2 separate regions of the Homo sapiens genome follow, and region 2 is linked to region 1. A link is an interaction called in ENCODE POLR2A ChIA-PET data of the cell type or tissue named here. Cell type or tissue: A673. All regions are shown on one strand. Links, peaks and the distances in the headings refer to the core of each region. The heading gives the core; the rest is flanking DNA.

Evidence for each region. ChIA-PET counts read pairs that join two places held together with the same protein. Peaks named below come from ENCODE experiments on the same cell type or tissue, not always from the same donor. Only the 100,000 strongest peaks of a DNase experiment are listed, where the experiment ranks them.
Region 2: POLR2A ChIA-PET joins it to region 1 with 11 read pairs; 2 of 35 experiments call an interaction of 5 or more read pairs at or near these places.

Annotation. Positions count from the first base shown.
Region 1 is chr5:150,152,220-150,159,331 of GRCh38, forward strand. PDGFRB (platelet derived growth factor receptor beta) reads right to left here and starts at 3,626. Exons shown (of 23, transcript NM_002609.4): 1 at 3,178-3,626. RefSeq lists enhancers at 346-866, 867-1,386, 5,544-6,332. In A673, for the core only: no CTCF peak of the experiment used is centred there; DNase peaks (open chromatin) are centred at 2,282, 2,722 and 3,702; H3K4me3 peaks cover 2,287 bases; H3K27ac peaks cover 2,469 bases.
Region 2 is chr5:149,801,772-149,808,883 of GRCh38, forward strand. All of the region lies in intron 1 of PPARGC1B (PPARG coactivator 1 beta), which reads left to right. Among named protein-coding and RNA genes, the nearest start is that of MIR378A, 73 kb to the left of the region's middle. RefSeq lists enhancers at 2,465-3,274, 3,926-4,575, 4,165-4,309 and a cis regulatory region at 4,232-4,242. In A673, for the core only: no CTCF peak of the experiment used is centred there; a DNase peak (open chromatin) is centred at 4,200; H3K27ac peaks cover 1,247 bases.

The sequences.
Region 1 (7,112 bases), core at 1,686-4,185:
TAATCCAGTAAATATTTACTAAGAATGTCCTGAATGCCCAGCATGTTCCAAGTGCTGAGGAATACAGCAGCAACTTTGAGGTAACAGATGTAAAGCACAATTGAAGTAGACACAGAAAGTGCTAAGAACGAGTTGGTTCCTGTTATATCATCATGCTCACACTGCTTCCCAGCTGAGGTGCTACAAGCCCTGACCCTGGGAAGGGGCCCAACACCCCTTCCCTTCCCTCCTAACGCTCTGGGTCAGAAGACAGGGGGCACCAAAAAGATTCCCATTCCAAGAACCCACTGCCCACTGGGTTCTGAATCAAATGCAAGAAATGGGTGGGCATTTCAGAAGACCTTTTCATCCCTTTCTCCCTTCCCACTGCATTCAGCAGCAGCCTGTTCTGAGCCAATGCCCAGAGCACCCTCCTTTAGCCTAGAAGGCAGCTGGTCTCAGAGTCAGACTGTGGCCTGTGCCTGGAGGATGGACACGGATCTTTGGAACATACATGGTGTCCAGGTCCCTTCTGTGGGCAGAGCCTTTTGCAGGTTGCAGATTAATTTCACAGCCAAGTGTTCCAATGCAGGAGGCCAGGAGAGCAGTGGTTCTCTCAGCCAGTGGCCAGAGGTCCAGCTGTGAAGTGCAGGAACTGTGGTAAGCACCTTGCCAATGCTGTTGTCTCATGGAGCCCACACACGGTCCTGCTGCTCACAGAGAAGGAGATTGAGGCCCAGAGAGGCAAGGTGCTGCCCCGGGGTCACACAGTCAGCCAGAAACTGACTCGGGGTCAATGCATAGTCATCTGATGCCCAAGCCTGGTGCTGGTTACCCACAGCGCTCACTGCCTCCCAGCTGCGGAAGGAGCCCAGAGATGGGATGTGGGGGGTCTGAGGTTGGCCACACGGTGGATTTAAATCAAGCCAGGGCAAGCACTGGGTCTCCTGACTCTGGATCCACGGTGCTTTCCACTGCCTGCCCCACATGTGTGGGCAATTATAAGTCCCAGCTCTTCTTCCCGCAGAGGAGGGGGGCTGCTGATAACTGCTGTCTGGGAGGAGGGTGCTGACCAGATGGTCTCTTTCCTCTCTCAAGACCAAGCCAGGGCCCGGGCAGACCTTGGAGCAGTCAGACCTGAGGCTGCACTTTCTGCTGGGGAAGGTGCTGAAGCCAGGAGCAGGCTCTGCAGGAGGATGGAGATTCTTCCCTCTGACTGGGAGCTTCCCGGGGAGCACGAGGTAAGCCTTTAGAGTCAGGCAGACTTCAGCCTAAACACCACCTTAACTCACCGTATGGCCCTGGGAAAGTCACTTAGCCTCTCCAGATCTCAGCTTCCTCATCTACAAAAAGTAGGTAATAACACTGATTTCAAAAACTTGCCATGAGGACTCCAAGGTGTGTGAAGTACCAGGCTCTATGCCTGCATGAGGTAGGTGTTCAGGGACTGTATGTCCCTGAAGGCTGTGGATTCAGGGTCTCCTGCTTGGAGACAGGGGAGGACTGCATGACTTCAGAACTTGTCACTAGAGGCCTCTGTGCAATTGGGAGGTCACAGAGGGAAGCAGAGATACTCCTCCCTGCTTGCAATGGAGGAATGCTGCCTGGAGTAGCCACACGATGTCCTGGAAGGGCACCTGTGAGAAGGCTGGAGGCCTGGGTTCTAGTCTCACACTTGGGAGCAGAAGGTCTTCAGTGAGCTCCTCCTCCCTTTCACCAGGACATTTTTTCAGCCGCACTGCCTATCCAGGGCTGGGCACTGGGGGAAGAGCACAGGATGGGGAAACCTTAAACCTTTCCCCAGCAGAAAGTGCGGCCTCAGTTCTGACTGCTGGGGCCTGAACAATCTCTGATGAACAAACAGAACATAAACAGATCACCAACAGGGGAGGGCCAAGTAACATGGCTTCAGCACAAAGTGCATGGCTAGCACTTGGAAGACAGGAAGAACCTAGGAAGGCTGCCTGGAAGAGGTGGTGTATGGAATATCCCTGAAAGAAAAGTGATGAGGAAGGGCATTCCAGAAAGGGGGAAGAGGGAGGGCAAATGCCCACAAGCAGGATGGTGCGCATTCCTTCTGGGAATTCTGGGATCTGACTGGCGGGAACAAAAGGCCCAAGTTTGGAGTAATGGGGCACGGGGAGATTCCAACCTCTCCAGGCTGTGCCACTTACTAGCTGTGTGGCTACAGTTATGTGGCTGCGTGAGCCTCAAGTTCCTCATGTATAAAACGGAGGTAAAAACAGTCACTGCCTCTGGGGTTGCTGGTGAGCATTACATGAGATCAGTCTCATAAAGCACTCAGCACAGTTGCGGCGTGCAGTAAGTGTCAAGCAGTGGCAGCCTCTGTTAGGAGCTGGGACTTTCTCCAGGCACTGGGGAGCCATAGGCGGATCCTGGGCAGGGAGGTGGTGTGATTGGATTTATGCTTTAGAATGGCATGGAGAAGGGGTAGAGTCCAGAAGGAGGGAGACAACGAGGAGGCCTGAGCAGCTGCCTGGGACCAAAGGAAATGGCCCAGTGGCTGACCCCTTCTTCACAGAGGAGCCCCCAGATCTGACAGCCAGGTCCCAGCCCCCAGACCCAGCAGCATGACCGCTAGGGGGTTGCCATGGCCGCCCATCACCCTCGAACTTTCCTAGCCCTCAAACTTTTCTAGCTGCTGGGGGTTTAGAAGGATATCTTAAGAATCTAGAAAATTTGCAAATCCATTTAAATCCCCAGAGGTTGCCTGGCGGCTGACTGGCCTAAAGCCAGACTGATTCTTAGAAACAAGGCTTGGGCCAAGGAACAGCGGCTATGGTCCTGAGGTCCCCAGTCCCCTGCTTTCTGTGTACCCTGCCTACCTTCTCCCAATTCCCCTCTCCCGCTCTTCCCAGCTCTCCCCACTCCCCATTGACTGTGCTGTGCTTTGGAGGCCCCCAGTCAGCACCCAGAAACCCCTGAGGATTGTTTGATGAAGGCAGGAGCAGCAGGGATGATGAGGTGGAGGCCACTCACCCCAGAGCAGGGGAAAGGAGAAAACTGGCTCCTCCATCCCTGACATCACCCACAGTCTCCCAGCCTCCTCTCATCTTGTTTTGTTAAAAATATCTTCCCTTTTTTTTTTTTTTTTTTTTTTTACCTACTCGAAGAGATGCAGGTTAGGGCAAAGGGACAGGGCATGGGGCTGGGGTTCCCACTTTTTCCAGCACTTACCTTGCTGCTGATGGCTTCTGGTGTGGGCACAGTTCCAGGCTCTGGACAGTCACCCCCTCCAGGAAGTCCTCCTTACTGCCCTCTCCCAGTTATCAGAAAGACTGCTGGTCCCAGAGTGGGTAACAGCTGAGTAGAAGGACAGGCAGGACTGGTGCAGGCTCCTGAAGGCTCAGGAGAACAGAGGGATGGAGGAAGGGGGCTGCTGTAGGGGAGAGGAGCGGCCCAGCTTCGCCTCACTCCCCAAGCATCCTTCGGGAGGAGCAGAGCCGCCAGAGGGGCCGCCCTGGGTCTGGCTGTCTGCGTTGGGCAGGGCGAGCACAGGCTGCTGCTGGGCAGCAGGGCTGAGGGGCCGGCTCTCTCCTCCTCCTTGTTGATCTCCTCTCTGGCTCCAAGTTGCTCACAGAGCGATCCTGGGTCCCAGATAGGGCGGGCAGTCACTGCTGGCTGCTGGCAGCCTCAGGAGCTCACACCACTATGGGCTTCCATGCCCCCCCACTTCCCCCGCCACTTTGGGGGAAAGGCTGCAGGGTGGCTTCTGATTGGCCCAGCTGGGAGAAGGGGGGGCGGCGGGGCAGGGAGGGTGGACGCGTGCGTCTGTTTTCAATTTCAGTTTTTTTCCCCCTCTCTCTTTCTTTTCCCCCAAGTTTCTTGTTTTTCTTCTTTTCACTCTGCTTACTCCCTCCCATCGCCCGTTCGCTCAGGATGTGAGGGGATGCTTAGAAATTCCACAGCCCACGCCAGCCGCCAGCTGCTGAGTCACTTTTGTCAAAGAGTGGCCTCGGCCCCACTTTCCCGATGCCCATGTCGGGTGGCGGCCTCCCCTTGCCATGGCACCCAGGGAGATCATTTCTCAGTGCCTCAGTTTCCCCATCTGTAAAGGAGACTCTGATCATCTCTGTGGTTGATTCAGTCAACCTTCATTCATTGAACAAGCATACTGAGCATTTACTACATTCTAACACTGTACTGGGTGCAGGGGACAGTAGCAAGACGTGGTCCTGACCTCAGAAGCACCAGGCTAGTGAGCAAGATATTCATTGGGCAAGCAGGTGCCCGGTCGGCAGACAGGAGGCTGAGAGTGCATTTAGAAGGACCCCTAACGGAAGCCTGAGAGAATCAGAGAGCACTGCTGAGAAGAGGTGACATGGAGGAGATGGAAAGATCCTCCAAGATGATCAGCCGTTTTTCAGAAGGACAAACCAAGGCCCAGGGGTGAATTGGCACAGAGAGGGAATGTGATTTGGTCAAGGTCATCCAGCACAGATTGGATATCTCTGGATATTGACAGATACATTCCTTTTCACGTCTCAAAGCCCCTGGGGTGCAAGGAGAGGATTATTTGCCCCATTTTATAGATGGGGACACTGAGGCCCAGAGGAGCAAAATAAGCTTCCCAAGCTTACGCAGCAATGGCAGAGCTGGGGCAGAACTAGGTCTCATGAGACACATGATGGAAGAGACACAAGTCATCTGACCCCCACCCGAGACCCCTATTCCAGTGTAGATGAACCCCCTGCCCTGCTTTCTTCCTAGGTTCCCCCTGTGGCTCTTTCATTCAGTCACTCAACAAGATACTTTCTTTTTTTTTTTTTTTTTTTTTTTGAGATGGAGTCTTGCTCTGTCTCCCAGGCTGGAGTGCAATGGCGCAGTCTAGGCTCACTGCAACCTCCGCCTCCCAGGTTCAAGTGACTCTCCTGCCTCAGACTCCCAAGTAGCTGGGATTACAGGCGCACACCACCACACCTGGCTATTTTTGTATTTTTTGTAGAGACCGGGTTTCACTATGTTGGCCAGGCTGGTCTCAAACCCCTGACTTCATGATCCACCCACCTCAGCCTCCCAAAGTGCTGGGATTACAGGCTTGAGCCACCGCACCCAGCCTCAACAAGATACTTTCAAGTATCCGTTTTGTTCCATTTCCATTCTCTGGCTCTCCTTTCCTACCAGGGTCTGCCAAGACTCCTCCAGTTCCCCCAGCTGGGTCTCTTCTTCCACCCTCAGCTTCTCAGATCAGAAGACATCTCCAGTTACAGACTCCTAGCCCTCAGATGGCAAAGGGCATTATTTTAGAAGGGCATATAGAGTGGGCTTACCACCCCTGCTCCCACTACTGCACCCACAGGGCAACTGAATTCCAGAGGGTGAAGAAAGCTGTCCCAGGTGACACAGGTAGAGGCTGGCTCTGCCCTCCTTCCCTCTGCGCCGCTAAGTCTTTCCTCCTCAGCTTCCCCCAGACCCCTGTTCACAGAGCAGAGGATTTGCGTGAGCTGGGATTCCATGCCCACCACAGTCAACTATCTTGCATTTCTTGGTCTAGTCCCAATCGGGATTGCCCAGCAGAGCATCTGGGCTGGACCACATAGAAGGAGAAGTGTTCTCAGACTGGTTCCCAGCCACGGGTTGGGGACCATAAGAGTACCCCGAGAGAGGGGGCCTGGCCAGGTCTTTGTGGCAACAGGGAAATAGGGGAATGTGAAAAGATCCCACAGGCCACAAGGTCAGGCTTGCACAGGGATTTCTTGTGCCCAAAGATTCCGTCAGAAATTTACGACTCCCCTCCTAGCATCTGCCTGGGCCATTCACCTCTGAATCCTTGGCTGACCCTCTGCAGCCAGGCCAGCCTGGGGGAGGCCACGAGACACACCAACCCCCTAGTCCCCAAAGAAGCTAGTCTGGGAGTCAGAAGACCCAGCCACAGACTTATCAGGAGAACTTGAATAAGTCCCTTGCCCTGCCTGAGCCTCGGTTTCCCTATTTGTACATAACAGTTGTGGACTCACTGTGCTACAAGGCCCTTGGGATGGTCCGTCTGCAATTTCCCTTAGAGCTGGACTCTAGCAAGGGAGAGGAGGCTGGTGGGCCCTAGGGCAGGGGTACAGCTGGGGCCAGAGATGCAGCACAAAGGGGAGGGGCAGTTGGCGGTGGCTCCCCTGGGAAGCTGGCGGCCTCCAGTTTCCGGCCAGCCCAGCCGTCCTGAGGCCCATCTGGAATTACTTAGCCCCTACTGCCATTAACCCTTGGTGGGCACCAGGACTGTCACTCCTCCTCTCAACTGAGATATGGGTGGGAGGTGCAGAGCTACAGGGAGCAACCCAGGGCACTCACCAAGGGGCAAAATTGTCATGATTGACAGAGGAGGTTGGAGAGCTAGAGATAGAGCTGGGTTCGAATCCCAGCTGCTCCAGTTTCAAGCTACATGAGCTTAGGCAAGTCACTTAAACTCCTGGCCTTGGTTTCCTCCTCTGGAAAATGGAGACAAGTCAAAGACTGATTCATAAGACTCTTCGGTTTGTACAAAGGACTTAGTACATTGCCTCGAAGTGTACTAAGTGTACACTATTACTGAAATAGTGAGTTTCCTCATTCGAGCAGCATTCCATCACTGTGTCTTCCTGGGCGGAGCCTCCCTTTTCTGGGTCTTGGATTCCCCTTGTGCACTCTGCCTTCAGCGGCAATGGACGGGGCACATGGGCAGTGCAGCACCATCACCCTGGGGTGGTCAGCATGGCCCCCAGCCCCACTGTGGACAGGACAAGCTATGAACATCCTCACACCTACACAGATACTGGGAACCCAGTCCAGCCTTGGACAATGCTGTCTTGGGGAAGCCTGGGCTGAGAGTAGGTGGGCAGAGCATGGAATGTGGGGAGCCCTGCCTGAAGTGGACTGGGATGGGGTACAGTGGGAGAGGGGGGCTCTGGGCCTTAGGGTTCCACACTGCCTTCCCCCACAGCACGGTGGCACACTCAAGAGTTAAATGTCTGGACTCTGATGTTGGCAGCTCCAACCCAGCTCCACCACTTCCCAGCCATGTGACGCTGGGAGATGATATGACCTGAGCTCTCTGAGCCTCAGTACCTTCAACTGTGAAATGGGGACACATGTGCCTACCTCACAGGGTTGTGGAGAGACCTGAATAAGCCATGCCCACAGGC
Region 2 (7,112 bases), core at 2,995-5,494, 350 kb before region 1:
TGTCTCAGAGCATGAAGGGTTAACTCAGTGACTGGGTGTGAGGAAGCTACAGGAAGGCCCAGCAACCCAGAGAGGCTGCAGCTGTAGTTGCTTAAGGACTCTTGTGTAGTAATCTCACTGATGGCCATTGTCTTTTGAGTATCTACTTTGCACTAGACACTATGTGAAGCCCTTCTCGTTAATCCTCATAAGAACCCTAAGCAGGTGGGTGTACCCTATTTTACTGAGACCCGGAGAAGTTAAATCATTTGGCCAAGATTACACAGCTCAGCACCGCCCCGTCCCTGACCCCCGAGCTCCTCTGGTTGACGGTCCTCTGGATAAGTGTTCTCCAGTTCACTTTGACCCTTCTCAGGACTTGGCCCAAGGCCCCAGCTTCTGTCTGGTTGCTCCAGTGACCCTCAGTGTAGTGTCTGCCCTGACCTCAGGAACCAGTTCAGAGCTGGTCTGGAAGAGCATTGTCCTACACGGTCTGAAAGGACACAGCCATGTGGCCCTCGCTCCTCCGTCCCTCCTGGCTTGCTGGCTTCTGGCAGCACTCAATTTGCGACGTGAGCTGAACCGGTTGTGTCTCTGGGCTTTGCATGTTGCCTGCCTCCCGGGATTCAGATGGTCTCTGCTGCTTGTTTTTATTTTTCTTCTTGACTTCCTCTCCTCTCCTCCTTTCCCTCTGCTCCCACCCTGTCCCCATCTGTTGTGGCCCCATGGGGGTCTTTTCCTCCCCTCCCAGATGTGCAGGCAGGATTTGGGATGGAGGCAGAAGCCTCCTTCCTTCTGGCTTCTCGAGAAGGAAGGAAGCTAACAGTTTGGACAGCTGTTACCTGCCGGGCTCTGGGCTAGGCTTTTGGCATACGTGATCACACAGAGCCCTCATGACACTTCTGTGAGGCATACACAGCTTTATCTCTACAGATGGGGCAGCTGGGGCTGGGAGGACTCAGGTGTTGCATCCATGGTCACATGATAAGGATCTGACTCGATTTAAAATTTTTGGCTTCCCAAACTTAAATGTGCCTATGAATCACCTGAGTATTTTGTTAAAATGCAGATTCTGATTCAGGAGGTCTGGGATGAGTGTGAAGGGCTGCGGTATTTAATAAGCTCCAGGAGAGGCTGATGCTGCTAGTTCATGGACCACAACATGAGTAGCATAGGGAGGAGCCAGCAGAGCTCCCACTTGCCACTTAAGGGATTCTCCCACTTGAGGGTTCACCAGCCCTCAATCCACACCACCTCCACCCCCTCCACTGTCTTTCCTCCTTTTTAGGAATTGCTGATGGGGCACCTGACACTTTTCCACCCTGCCCACGTGCTGACCCTGCATGTCTCAGGGCCCTGGTTGTCTGCTCTCTGAGGTTGACCAGTGCTGGAATATGGGGGACTGAGGCTCAGAGAAGTAGAGGGACTTGTCCCAAATCTCATACTATTAGCACAGAGGATTCAGGTTGTGACTCCCCATCCAGTGTTCTCTACTATTGCTTCCACTAGGACTCAGAGGTCTTGAGATTCTAGTCCTGGTCCTGTCTTTGACTTGCTCTGTGACTTTAGGCAGCTCACTTTCCCTCTCTGAACCTCAGCTTTCCTGTTTGAAAAATGGCTTAACCTCTGCCCTGTTGTGAGTGTCAAATGGGAGAATATCTAATTTACAGCATAAAGGATTTTTATGAGCCCTGAGACCCACCAGTCCTAGTAGAGTGGGAGAAACCTAGTAGGGCAGGAAAGTGGGTTCTCGTGGTACTTACATGTGCGTATGGCAGGGGCTTCATTTGACAAAACACCTCCTTGTTCTGTCATTGAGAGAGTTCCTCGCCTCCTGCCTGTTTCTCTTAGTCCTGGGTGGCAATCAAGCATCTGATTTTCCCCCTTTCCTAGTTCAGGTGCCTGTTATTCTGTCATTAGCACACAGTAAGGAGGCCCAGGGGTGGGGAGCCTGCTGCAGTGCCACCCCCACCCCAGGACACATCCCTATTACTTGAGAAGAAGGGAGTGTGGAAACGTGTGATTCAGTTGACACAGATTCATTGTACTCGCCCAGTTCTTCGCTCTGGAACGCACTTCTACATAAGGCAGGCTCAGCTGTGGCTTAGGAGGCCAGCCAGAGCCTCGAGTCTGCAGGACCTGAGCGAGTGGTGGTCTGCTCAGCAGGCCTCCTTGGCTTCCCTTGGCCTCTGGCCCTCACTGACCACATGACCAAGGAGAGCCTGCTGGGGCCAAAGAGAACCTCTTTCCCACCAGCTTTATCTGGGAGCCTGTGGGTCTGCGTTTCTCATCATCTGACCCACTGGAAAAGGAAAGGCAGGAGTTTCCATAAGGGAATAAATGGATGCGGAAGGAAACCACCCCTCAACCCCCGGTAAAGGGGGGTTAGTGTGAGAGAGACTGCAGCCTTCACGATAGTGTGAGGCAGAGATGCCAAAACTGTCCTGGGAAATAGTGCCTCTGCGCCTCCACCCCACACCCTCCCGTCCTGCAAAGGTTTAGTAAGCACCTACTCAGTGCTTGGCACCTTTCCAGGTGCTGGGACTCAGCAAAGGACAAGGCCAGGTGCTTGGACAGTTTATATTCTGGAGAGGAGACGGATGGTCCCTGGTTCCATGCTATGCTTAAAACACAGTGATGCGGCCGGGTGCGGTGGCTCACACCTATAATCCCAGCACTTTGCGAGGCTGAGGTGGGTAGATCACTTGAGGTCAGGAGCTTGAAACCAGCCTGGCCAACATGGCGAAACCCCATCTCTACCAAAAATACAAAAATTAGCCAGGTGGTGGAGCATGCCTGTAGTCCCAGCTACTCGGGACGCTGAAGCAGGAGAATCGCTTGAACCCAGGAGACAGATTGCAGTGAGGTGAGCTCACACCGCTGCACTCCAGCTGGGGCGACAGAGTGAGACGCTGTCTCAAAAAAACAAAAACAAAAACCCACAGTGATGTAATCCCCGTGAGTGGAAGGATTGGAGTGTTGGGGAAGGCCTCTCTCACTGCGACTGAACAGTGGGAAGGTGGCCCCAGGACCTGGGGGAGGTGTCCCAGGTGGACAGCCCCAGACAGAGGGTTGTGTTCCATGGGAAGGAAGAAGGCCACCATGCCTACTGTATAGGGAGGGTGGGAGAGTCCAGGAGGTGGTGAGAAAGCAGGCAGGCTCCAGCTGCACTCGGCCCCTGAGGACTCCGGGTTTTAGTCAAGGGCAATGAGAAGTCAGGGGAGGGTTTTCAGCAGGAGAGTGAGCGATGAGCCCTGGTATCCGCTCTGCCTCCAGCTCGCTGGGCATGGTGGGCAAGCCCTGCCCCTCTTGATGGGAGCTTCCTCCTTCGTGATGTTGCCTGGGCTTCTGGAACCCAGGAAGACTCTCAAAGGTACTAACAGGTGTGGAGAACTTTCCCCTCCCCATTCTTTCAAAGTCACATAGATAACATGGGGAATGCCCACTTTGCTGGATTCTCACAGGCTGCTCAGACACCCTGAGTGGTAAATACCATGGACTTGGGGAGTGGTTTCTTAGTCTGGGGTTTGGGTCAAATTAACTATCATAGGGTCCTTAAATAGCCTACAAAGTAGTGTATATGGAAAATAGGTACGTGTATATGAGTTTATGCAAATAGAGAATTCACATGCAAGATACATCACCCTACTTCTAATGTGTAAGAAAGAAATAGAAATATGGCTATTTATTTATTTATTTGTTTTTTTGAGACGGAGTCTCACTGTGTCCCCCAGGCTGGAGTGCAGTGGCATGATCTCGGCTCACTGCAACCTCTGCCTCCCGGGTTCAAGCGATTCACCTGCCTCTGCCTCCCGAATAGCTGGGATTACAGGCGTGCACCACCACGCCTGGCTAATTTTTGTATTTTTAGTAGAGATGGGGTTTTGCCATGTTGGCCAGGCTGGTCTCGAACTCCTGACCTCAGGTGATCTGACCCACCCACCTTGGTGCTGGGATTACAGGTGTAAGCCACTGCGCCTGGCCTATTTATCTTTTTTGCCAATCACATAATGTTAAATTCACTCTGGTTAAATAGGAATATGATGGGTTGCCACTATATGACTTTTGGTTAATAAACATGGGAAACCTAATTAACTCTTTCATAATTCCTCCCATTTCAAAGCCCAGGGCCATGGTGGAGCTGTGGGGGTTCCCCAGGGAGCCCAGTGTGGGAACCACAGGACCAGATGGGCTGTGAGGCCCCTCCAGCTCCCACGCTGTGCAGCAGCAGGGGCAGCTGTGGGCCGAGCACTGCTGAGTCATCTCTCCCTCGGCCTGGTCATGTGTTGGCTGACAAGCCCAGGCTGGTGTGGAGTCCTGGCCTGGGTTATTGGGGAACTGACTTCAGCTCTGGCCTGCCGAGGCCCCCAGCCTACTGGGAAGGGGGAATCGCCAGCTACCTACTGCCTGTCCACCCACCTGAGGGTCCCCTGTCTGTTCATAAACCCCAGGAGCCGGCCACCTGAGAGGGCTGCATATCCTGGGTGTGTGAGTGCTGCCTGGGGGCTCTGGCATGACAGCAAGGCGGCAGTCAGCTCCAGGCAGCACTGGGCTGAAGGTGTGCACTGGCATCTTGCTGCCCTGTTGAGCATGACATTTCCTTAAATGCCATGAAGGGGCTGCCTGACCTTCACTCTCTTGCCAGGACCCCCTTTCTACCTCTTTCTGGGTTATTTATAACAGTGTTTACAAGAAAAAGGGCTTCTCAGCTGAGCCCTGGCCCTGCTCCCTCGGTCTCTCCTGCCAGCCAGGGCAGGAGATGCGGAAATAGAACCAGAGAACGTGGACACTATAGGACCCCAGAAAACACCTCCAGATGGAGTGTGTGGGACACTTTGTTTTTTTAGGTCTCTGGGACTTTTTTTTTTTTTTTTTTGAGACAGTTTCGCTGTTGTCGCCCAGGCTGGAGTGCAATGGTGTGATCTCGGCTCACTGCAACCTCCGCCTCCTGGGTTCCAGCGATTCTCCCGCCTCAGCCTCTCGAGTAGCTGGGATTATAGGCACCCACCACCATGCCCAGCTAATTTTTGTATTTTTAGTAGAGACGGGGTTTCACCATATTGGTCAGCTGCTCTCGAACTCCTGTCCTCAGGCCGTCCACCCACCCTGGCCTCGTAAAGTGCTGGAATTATAGGCTTGAGCCACTGTGCCTGGCCAACTTTTTAAAAAAAATTGTGGTAAAATGTACCTAACATAAAATTTACCCTTTTTTTTTTTCCTTTTTGAGACAGGGTCTTGCTCTGTCATCTAGGCTAGAGTAGTGCAGTGGTACCATCACAGCTCACTGCAGCCTCAACTTCCTGGGATCAGGTGATCCTTCCACCTCAGACTCCAGAGTAGTTGGGACAATAGGCATACGCTACTGTGCCTGGCCAATTTTTGTATTTTTTTTTTTTTTAGAGACAGGGTTTTGCCACGTTGCTCAGACTAAAATTTACCATTTATAAAGTACAAAACAGTGGCATTAAGTCCATTCACCATGTCATAAAACTATCAGCAGTCCAGCACTTTTCTGTCCTCCCAAAGTCAGGTACTTTGTCATCCTCCTGACACAGGAGGATGGCTGGCATGTCCCTAGGCACATCTGAATTTTGAGGAAATCCCACACAACATGGCAAGGAAAGGAAGCACCTGCCAGCTCATGAGCAGGGTGTCAGTGGTCGCCCCTTCAGCCGTGTGACATGAGCAACAGTCACCCTTTGCTTTCCTTCCGACTCAGGACCAAGGTCAGAATTCCAGCGAGTAGACTGCCAGAGGACATCCTGATTGCAGGAAGAACCAGGAATCTGCTCCAGTCTCTTTCTTTTCTTAAGCAAAATCGATGCATTTCACTAACTTCACTCCTTTCATTAGAAATAGGGCACGTGTTTTGTAACTCACCTCAAAGCTGAATGCCACCCCCCATCCTGGCAGGCCATTCACCATCTTTGAGAAGAATTTAATAACAGTTCCTGGAGAGTTTCTTATAAGCATTTTACAGTTTTCCTAAATACCTCATGAGGGCTGGAGCAATTCCACAGCAACTAGGAGGTTATGGGCCCCATTGCAGAGATGTTGAAACTGAGGCCCCACTAAATGGCGTGACCCGAGACATGGTCCCATTTTAGTCACCTGCATGAACAGTAACTTTCTCCATCTAATCCCGCCCAGGTGAGGGCTAAGGTAAGGCAAAGGAGGCACTTGGCTCTGGCACAAAATTTAAGGAGATGCTAAAAAACTCAGTCGTCAAGATCAATCCTATTTATATCAGTGTTTAAAAAATAATTGATATAAATATCCATGCTGAACAAAATATCCAATTTTAAAACAAAGGCAGAAACAGCAACGGGGCCATGCGTAGCCCTACAGGAACCGAGGCAAGAGGGAAAAAATTGGCACCACTGACCTCACCTTTACTTAGAATTTTGGTATTTTGTTAATCTTGGGTGGATATTTTGCATTAATTTTAAAATTGCATTAAAATATGATCTACCTTGATGACTGAGTATTTTGATGTGTAAGGCACCCTAATTCCAGCCCCAGCTCCACCTCCCAATTTCTGTGAACTACTGGAACAGCTGACCCCTGCCTTCAGGTCCCCAGGCCCTGGGGTCCTTGGATGCCAGGGCCTTTCACTCCTGAGAGTCAAGAGAGCAGCTGAGGATGGCATTTGATCCCTGCAGTCTATTTTTGTGCCTGCCCTTCAGCAACTGATAAAATGTTGCTCTCGGTAGAGCTGATGTGTTGAAATGGTGAGTGTTGATGTCAGGTGGTTTGTGTGATCATGTATCTTCATTCTTGACCTTGTAGAGGGGCCTGGAACCAGGAAAGAAACTGAACTCTCAGCGTTTTTGCCCCCCACAGACTTTGACAAAACCTGAAATTGTTATCTGGTGACTGAGGCTGCCAGGAAGCTTGGTCTTGTCTTGGGGCTGTGTGGAAAAAATGCACATGTTGCGCTCTCTTGTTTTTGTACACGGTCCTATACCCTTTACAAGACACTCATTTTGTTTCTTGAACGCATGTTTATTGAGCACCTACTATGTGCCAGGCATTATGCTGGGCATTTGGGATACAGTGGGCAACAAGGCAAACCCAGACACAGCCCCTGCTCACATGGAGCTGCCAGTTGTGGGAGGCAGCAGTAAACAAGT